2 separate regions of the Homo sapiens genome follow, and region 2 is linked to region 1. A link is a contact called in ENCODE Hi-C or POLR2A ChIA-PET data. All regions are on one chromosome and are shown on one strand. The core of a region is the stretch at or near the end of the contact, and the rest is flanking DNA. Distances in the headings are between cores, read along the strand shown.

Region 1 (4,122 bases), core at 1,075-3,574:
AGTGAGAATGAATCTATAACTTATATTTACCACTAATAGAAATGCAAAAATAAGAGAACTATTGCCTGCAAGAAAACAAAAACCAACAGAAACCCAAAACAACAAAACCTTGTTATATACTTGAAACTATCCGTATTTTGTGATTTAGCAGATGCAGTATATATTTCTTATAATGACGGCAGCACTGAACCATGTTGTCTGTTTTCCTGTGTTGCAGTCCTGTGTGTGTGTGTGTTGCCAGACACATAATAAAGTACCCAGGAAATGCACAGCTCTAGTTTGCAAAGTGCTTTCAATTAGAATTTCCTCATGGATAGCATAGCTTGTTTCAGTTGATTCTCTGGCATTAATAATTTAAAAATATTAATGCTTGTGACCTACAGGAATGAGGTCCCATGGCAGATGTAAAGATTATTTCTTTTTTTTTTTTTTGAGATGGAGTTTCACTCTTGTCACCCAGGCTGGAGTGAAATGGCACAATCTCGGCTTACTGCAACTTCCGCCTCCTGGGTTCAAGGGATTCTCCTGCCTCAGCCTCCTGAGTAGCTGGGATTATAGGCACACACCACCATGCCTGGCTAATTTTTGTATTTTTAGTAGAGACGGAGTTTCACCATCTTGGCCAGGCTAGTCTCGAACTCCTGACCTCAGGTGATCCACCCCCTCGGCCTCCCAAAGTGGTGGGATTACAGGTGTGAGCCACCGCTCCCGGCCAAGATTCTTTGTAAAGAAGCTAATTTGGAATAGTTTAGTCACAGGCCTATCTCAAGGGACCTTTTGAGAGCTTTATTAAATCAAAGTTGGCATCAATTCATTGTCAATATTGAGTGCCTATTACTTGTAAGGCTCAGTATGGTCTAAAGCAGGCAGGCTTGGCTTTAGAATGTGAAACAAAGTAGGTGGTAATAACAGAGGGAGTCAACTCTGTAATAGTGTAGAGCCTGGGCCTAGGAATCAGACTCACCTGGGTTTCAATTCCCATTGCACCACTTACTAGCTGTGAGATCCTGTGCAAGCCAAGGGAATATATAATGCCTACTTCATAGAGCGGTCAGGAGGGAGAATGAGATCATTACAAAGGGTTTGCTGCAGTGCTGGCACATAGTAAATATTCAGTTAATGTTAGCCCCTGTTACTATTAATTTTTTTTCTGAGTCCTAATGAAGTTTCAAGAATGTCTCCTTAGAATCATAAAACAGCTGGAGATTGAAAAGACTTTTGAAGTTTTCTGGTTATCTCCACTGTCCTAGGAGAGTACTTTTCATCCCTTTTCCACTGATACTTAAAACCACGGAATAAATACCACAACTGGATTATTCTAATTAGTGGTGGAATAACAGGAAACAACATGTGTGGAAAGGCCAAGGGAATATGTGGGGGAAGAGGGAAACCAGCGGGAGAGGCACTGAGAGAGTGTAAGGGGCACACTCCAAAGGGAGAAAATACAAGGAAGACAAGTAGAAAAAAAGACAGAAAAGATGTCCTCAGACAAGTGTAAGGACAAGAGTGAGAAAAAGGAAAGAAGGGGAATACAGAGGGACCTTAATTTGTGAATGCAGTCACCGACACGGTTTAAGAGTCAAACGTTCTGAGTTCTAATTACTGTAAAATGCATGGTTATAAAACGTACTGATTAACCTCTCTGAGCCGTTTTCTTTAGAGTTTGCAGCGTAGATTAGATGAGATTAGCGGGACGGACGCTCTGTTAAAGAGAAAACTCTTCAAATAAGCCGTTAAGAATGAGAGAGAAAGCTGCAGAAAAAGAGAAGTGGAAAGAGAGAGGGAGGAAAGGGAAAGTGTAAGAGGAATTGTTCACAAGGCAGGTGAGAACTAAGGGAAACCACTGTAACGGTGCTGCTGTGGCTACTGCGGTGACTACTTCAGCACATCAAGCGTTGACAACTTGCCAAGTTCGTTATTAGAGTTCTACATGCACAATTTCATGCTACCCTCACAGCATTTCTATGGGGCTAGGTTCTCGCATTATCCGCGTTTTACAGAAGATATAGAGAGGTTTTGTAACTTTCCCAAGGTCTTACAGCTGAGAAGTTGTGGCCAGGAAGGGATTCAAACGCACGTCTGTTTACCTGTCAAGCCAGTGCTGTTAAAATCATCTCTAAGAACCTCGAAAAAGGCTCGGTTGCTAGTCATCCCGCCGGTTCAACGCCGGCTCCCAGGCACCACTCGCCACGCCCTTTCTCCGCCCGGGGGTTTTGAAAGTTCCGCCTCTTCTCGAACGGCGTCCCGTCTCCATGGAGATTGGCGTGGGGAGAGACTTCCTGCCTTACGCGCGAGCACTTCCGCCTCGAGCCGGAAGCTCCGTCCCTCACACCGAGAGTTCCTGCGCGTGGGGAGTTGGAGAGTTTGCGTGGCGGGAACGCGGCGGCAGTGAGAGCGAGCGGCGCCGGCCCTTGCGTCCGGTGCGGCGATGCTGACCCCGGCGTTCGACCTCAGCCAGGATCCGGACTTCCTGACTATCGCCATCCGCGTGCCCTACGCCCGGGTCTCCGAGTTCGACGTCTACTTCGAGGGGTCTGACTTCAAGTTCTACGCCAAGCCATACTTTCTCAGGCGAGTTCGGGGTGCCTGGCCGCAGGAAAGGCGCATTCGTTAGATAGCTGCTTTAGAGGGAGAATGCAAGGTCGAGAGAGCAGTGCTCGATTGCGCGAATGCCTTTTCCCGACGTTTCCGCAGCTTCTCTTGGTGCCAGGGAACTGCCCTCTTCCAGGGGTGCGTTTTAGATGCTGCGGAAGCCCTTTTCCTTCTTGAGCTTTCTTAAATCCCATATCAAAGGATTGCGGAATCACTTGAAAAAGTGACGTTTGGACCGTGTCACTTTCCCGTTTCTGCCCTGTCGCCCTAGTTCTCGTCCCGTTCTGACTTGTTCTGTTCTTTCCTTTCACTCCGCGTTTGCTCTCCCAGTCTCTCCCTTCCTGGGAACGGCGCGCGCTGACATCTCCGTGACTTCCCAACCCGTCGGTCCTTTTAACTTTGCCCAGGCCGCCTTCTGTTGATCTATCTCTTGTCTGTCCGCTCCCTACTTACCGAAATTCTTACCTTTTTTGGACCTCTTGACACCAAATTAGCCTAGTTCTCCTGCTTCCCTGCTGTCTGCTGCTCTTCTGTTTGGTTTTGTCCCTGAAGTGTGGTTGTTTCCCCCAAGTCTCCGTGAGGGTCTGTCAGCACTTGATCTGTTTAAATTATTCTCCTTGCAGAATCGTAACCTTGGTAGCAGCTAACACTGATAACTCGTAGTGTGGTGGACAAGCAGTTCCGTTAAGTGCTTTATGATGGTGTATCTCATTTAACTTTGACGGTGATCCTTAGGGATAAGCACTGCTATTAACCCCATTCCACAGAACCCGCTGCTACATATTCATCCTAAAGTATTGCCAATCTCTTGTCCTTCTCTTTATCCATCCTCCTAATCTTTCTGAAGTGTAGCTGCATCCTACTTTTCCCACCCAAGTACTTTTGTGGTACAAACCTTCTCCACCAGTCAAGGTGGTTTTTTCACTGTTGCTGAACCAGTTTTGCTCAGATTTCCCTTAGACCATATAACGTCCGTATTTGAATTATTGCACTTTCCAGTTTTTTAATTCACTTATTTCTTTAATTTATTTATTGAGTTTCAGTGTTGGTATTATTGTGCTGAACAAGACAAAGTCCTGCCCTCATGTACTTTTCACTGGGGAGAGGAAAACAATAAACAGTGTACTTAATTGTGGTGAGTGCTATGAGGAGAAAGAAGTGCACTAATAGAGAATGAAAAAGGGCCCATGTTTTATAAAGTGGTCAGGAAAAGCCTTTCTGGGGAGGCGATATTTAAGCCAAGATGTGAAGAATAGGAAGAAGATTATGGTGGTAGCAAATATTTATTGAATTTTTACTCCAGGTTAGTGCTTTATACGGATTATCTCATTTGTTATTAGGACAGTGTTACAACGAGGCTTTATTATTTACCCGTTGCCGTGGATGGATTATTTGTGGGCACCCCCCCAACTCTTGTCCCCAAATTCATATGTTAAAGGTCTAATTCCTGTGTCACTTCTGCTTTATTGTATTCATCAAAACAGTCCCAGAGCCTGCTGAATTTTAAGGGGAGGGAACATAGACCTTCAT
Region 2 (4,122 bases), core at 806-3,305, 2.6 Mb before region 1:
ATGCCCTTTTGCTCCTTGGAGGAAAGACAATTAATAGCTATTATGTGAGTTAATAAAATAAGCCCAAGATTTATGAGTATAGCTAACCTGTTCCCATTGGTTTTCCTTGTCTCCTGCAGGCAGAGAGCTGATCAAAACAGCAAAAGCAAAGCAGTGCCCCTGGCCCAGTTCTGAAGCCAACCTTCCTTAATCACCCAGACCCATCCCTGGTTAGGACTTGCTGTGGATCCTCAGGTGACTCCATCTCAGGATAGAGGGACTGAGAGGGTGTATGCAACATCTCAGACACAGAAACCGTTGATTCTGTCTAAAAACACAGCAATAACCACATCCCATCCTCTTGATTTAAATGAAAGTGTTTGGGGGAATAAAAGATGAACCTTTTTTTTCTTTGTCAGATCTTGCGCTCATTTGGTTCTGGTGGGGAACAACAGCTATAAGAGAACAAGTGTATTCAATTCGAATTAATTCCCCTCTCTTATTCTCATAGCTGAGCAGGGCTCAAGTGCCTCTCATCTGAAAGAGGTAATAAGATTTTATCTGTCTCCTCATCTACCTTTTGCAAGTATACTTAACAAATTAGCTCTCGAGACTCTTCCAAATGGAGTTTTATGAGGAATTTGCTAAGGTAAACGTTTTAGACTTTGAACACAGTTCAGATTTCGGGGGCAGTACTGAAATCTGAACTGTGTTGCTAACTGCCCTGCCTTTCAACTCAAGACACAATAACTTTGAACTAAAATAATTATATTTTTGTTGTTTTCCACTCTGTCCCCACGTCTATATCACCACCACCCCCCCATCCCACCCCGCAGGAGCTAACTCCTCTTTCCTGTCCCTGCAAGATCAAAACTCCTCCTGCAAGCCCCGCTAGCTCTGTCTGCTCATCTTTGTGGCAGATATCGCTATTGTACTTTTATACTCATTTGTGTGATAAGTACTTCAATGTCCACTTCTTCCACGAGCCCCTGAGCCTCTGGAGGGCCCAGACCACACCTAGTCTTTCTCACCGTTACATCTCCCTTGTCAGGCACATGGTAGGTGCTTAATAAGTATTTGGTGAACGAATGGCTTGTTTGGAGACAGTCCAAAGGCTGGAGGACAGAGGGAAAGCTCCCTCCTTTCGGGCCCCAGACGGGTGGCGCTGATGGAGAGGTTAGGATAAGGCCTCCAGGACCGAAGCGTGCACCTGTAAGGCCCCTGCTAAAAAGACCTTCCTGAAGGCGGAGGTACTGCGAGAGTGTCTACGTTAGCCCAAGGCCTGACCCGACGATCCCAGGGACCCTCGCCCTAACTGGCCCCGCCTCCCGGGCCCCAAACCCAGACTCGGCCCCGCCCGAAGCTCCGGATCCTGGGGCCCGCCCCTGGCCCCGCGTCGGCCGACCGTGGGCTCGCTCCTGGGCGTGCCTCAAACCCTCCGCAGGTAACGCCTCCCAACTTGAGCCACATTCCGATCCCCTCCTCAAACCCCTCCCCGTTTCCCACACCCTGGATCCCTCGCTCCGTCTCGGCCCCGCCCCAAGCCCAGCTAGGTCTCGGCCCCTGAGCCCAGCCCCGACCGGCCTCCCAGTCCCTGGGTCCCTCCCGACACCGGCCCCTCCCTAAGCTCCGCCTCCCAGGGCCCGCCTCCTGAGCGCAGCTGGCAGCCCGGACTCGGCCCCGCCTCCTGGACCCTGGGCCCCTCCCCACGTCGGCCCGTCCAAAGCTCTGCCTCCCAGAGTCCGCGCACCGCCTGGCCATGTGCTACGACATAGTCAACCCCCCGCCCCGGCCCCGCCTCCTGAGCCCTTCTCTGGGTCTGGCCTTAGCCCCACCCTAAGACCTGTCTCCTGGGCTCTGCTCTGAGTCCCGCCTCCTGAACCCAATGGCGTTTATCCCCGCTCTAATGCTCGCCTCCAGGACTCTTATCCTGCCCACACGCAAGGCACCGCCTCCAGGACGCCACCAACCTGGACGCTTCTGAAGCCCAGCTTCCAGGATCGCCCTATCCTGACTCCGCCCCAGGACCCGCCAACCTGGACTCTACCCAGGACCTGCCCCAACGACGCTTATCCTGGCCCTACCCCAGGCCTCGCCCTCCTAACGCTCATCCTGGCCCCGCCCTACAGCCCGCCCCCAGGACGCTCCTCCTGACCCTACCCCCAGGCCCCGCCCCCTCTCTGCCGCCGCGCACTGCCCTGGGCCCACCCCCTCTTCAGTCCAGGCCCGGCTTCCGCCCGGTCTCCCGGCAACGCTGCGGCCCCGCCCACGTCATGGCGCCCGAGGAGAATGCGGGGACCGAACTCTTGCTGCAGAGTTTCGAGCGCCGCTTCCTGGCGGCGCGCACGCTGCGCTCCTTCCCCTGGCAGGGGGGCGGCGGGCGAGCGGAGAGGCCCGCGGGGCTCGCGGGAGTCCAGGGGCAGACGGGATGGGTCTCCGTGCTGAAACCCCCGGCGCTCCTGCCACGTGAGTTCCTGGGCTCTCCCCGGTCAGGGCCGCGAGACCCGGTCCCCGTCCCTGGGGCCTGGCCAGAGTCGCTCGCACCCCTCCTGCCCCGCGAGCTGGCGGCGGAAGATGAGGGCGTCTCCACCGCCTTGGGGGGGCAGACGCGTGCTCGGTGTGGGGTACAGTTCACGATCATTTTCACGACTTTTTAAAGGTAGTAATCGTTCTGGTCACTGGGACACAGCTGCCCTCGCCCATTCTAAAAAGTCAGCGCCCTCAGGCCCGCGGGTAACCACTTCATCCTGAGCACGGTGACCAGGTCACAGGCTGTCCCTCGTGCCTCAGTGTTCTCATCTGTATGTCGAGCACTGCACAGAATCGGATCATGCGCTGAGGCTTTCACGCCTGTGATGGAAGAGACAGAGAAGGGGGTGGCCTCTCCTCTCCCTGGGGACCTGCCATTCTCAGCACAGGCGCCTGGCAGGCAGCAGCCTCCCTTCTGCCAGCAGAGGGGCTTAATGCACCCCTCTCCATTTGTAATTCATGTGCAGTGAGCTCACTGGGATGAGTCAGTTCGGATATATATTCCTCCCTGGGTCTGCCCCATTTTATGGGGTGTTGCTTAATCATTTGCGTTATTCCATTGACATAAAATATTTAGCACTCAGAGATCAATTTTAGTCAGGAGAAATTTGTGCATTTTTAACCCAAAATAGAAACCTTCATAAAAGCATCATAGGTCTCCATTCAATATTGACTATAGTTGTTCACATGCCCACACTGAATGCTAACTTCGGCTCACCCTCAACACTGACGAGGTGGGTACTATTATTATCACTCACTTTTGACCAGAGAGATTGTTTGATTAGGGTGAAGTAGTTGAGAGTTCAGACCCAGGAGACAGCCTGCCTGCTTCGAATCCTGGCCCAACCCCTGGCCCTGTGTGACCTTGGGCAAGTGACTGCATCTCTCTGTGCTATTGTTTTCTTATTAATAAAATGGGGGATATAATGATACCTACCTCTTAGGGTTGTTGTCAGCGTTGAGTACAAAAGCCTGTGGATCAGTGCCTGGCTCATGGTAAATGCATGTCGGTGTTAGCTGGTGTTTTTATTCAGTCACAAAATGTTTAATAAATGCCTTCCATGAGCCAGGCACCATGGATCAGCAGTACCCATGATAGATGAGGCTCTGCTTGCATGGGAGAGCCAGAGAATAAACAAATAAATGAATAAACAAGAAAAGACCAGATGAGAGTGGCTTTAAAGCCAATAAAACAGGGAAATGGTGAATGGAGCAACTGGGGAGAAGAGTCACCAAGGTCGGGGAATCAGGGAAGCCTTCCCCAAAGAGGTGGTATTTGAACTGGGGCCTGAGTGGTGAGGCAGCCAGCCATGGGAAGGGCTTGGGGAACAGGATATGCAAAGGCCCTGTGGTGGAAACAAGCCAGCTATGGTTGAGGAAAAACAGCAAGGCAGCCAGTGTGGCTGGAGTGGAGTGAGCAGGGTGGGCCAGGGGTGAGGGAGAACAGGCCAGAGAGAGGGATTAGGACCAGGTCTTGTAGGGCCTTTTATGGCATGGAAGGAGCTCTGAAGCAATGAAGTGCCTTGCCGTGGGTCACATACCAGCCGAGACAGTTTGCCTAACTCAGGAGCCAAAGCTTGCTGCTGGGCTTGAGGCCCCTGTAAGAGGACAATG

The links. Hi-C counts contacts between places; a loop is a spot of excess contacts on that map. ChIA-PET counts read pairs that join two places held with the same protein, here RNA polymerase II (POLR2A). Pooled maps may share reads with other maps.
Region 2: a loop to region 1 is called in a map of B cell, with 22 times the contacts of the local background. The contact joins the promoter of LINC02018 here to the promoter of SHQ1 in region 1. A Hi-C loop is called at or near these places in 2 of 168 maps with a recorded cell type or tissue (B cell and CD8-positive, alpha-beta T cell) and 7 of 50 pooled maps. POLR2A ChIA-PET finds 5 or more read pairs at or near these places in 1 of 52 experiments (A549).

The regions. Positions count from the first base shown.
Region 1 is chr3:72,846,647-72,850,768 of GRCh38, reverse strand. SHQ1 (SHQ1, H/ACA ribonucleoprotein assembly factor) reads left to right here and starts at 2,324. Exons shown (of 11, transcript NM_018130.3): 1 at 2,324-2,571. The coding sequence starts at 2,429. RefSeq lists an enhancer at 2,006-2,105.
Region 2 is chr3:75,433,241-75,437,362 of GRCh38, reverse strand. It overlaps LINC02018 (long intergenic non-protein coding RNA 2018), which reads right to left and starts at 2,055. Exons shown (of 3, transcript NR_151705.1): 1 at 1,950-2,055. It also overlaps the pseudogene FAM86DP. RefSeq lists silencers at 1,342-1,771, 2,092-2,501 and enhancers at 1,842-2,021, 2,732-2,791.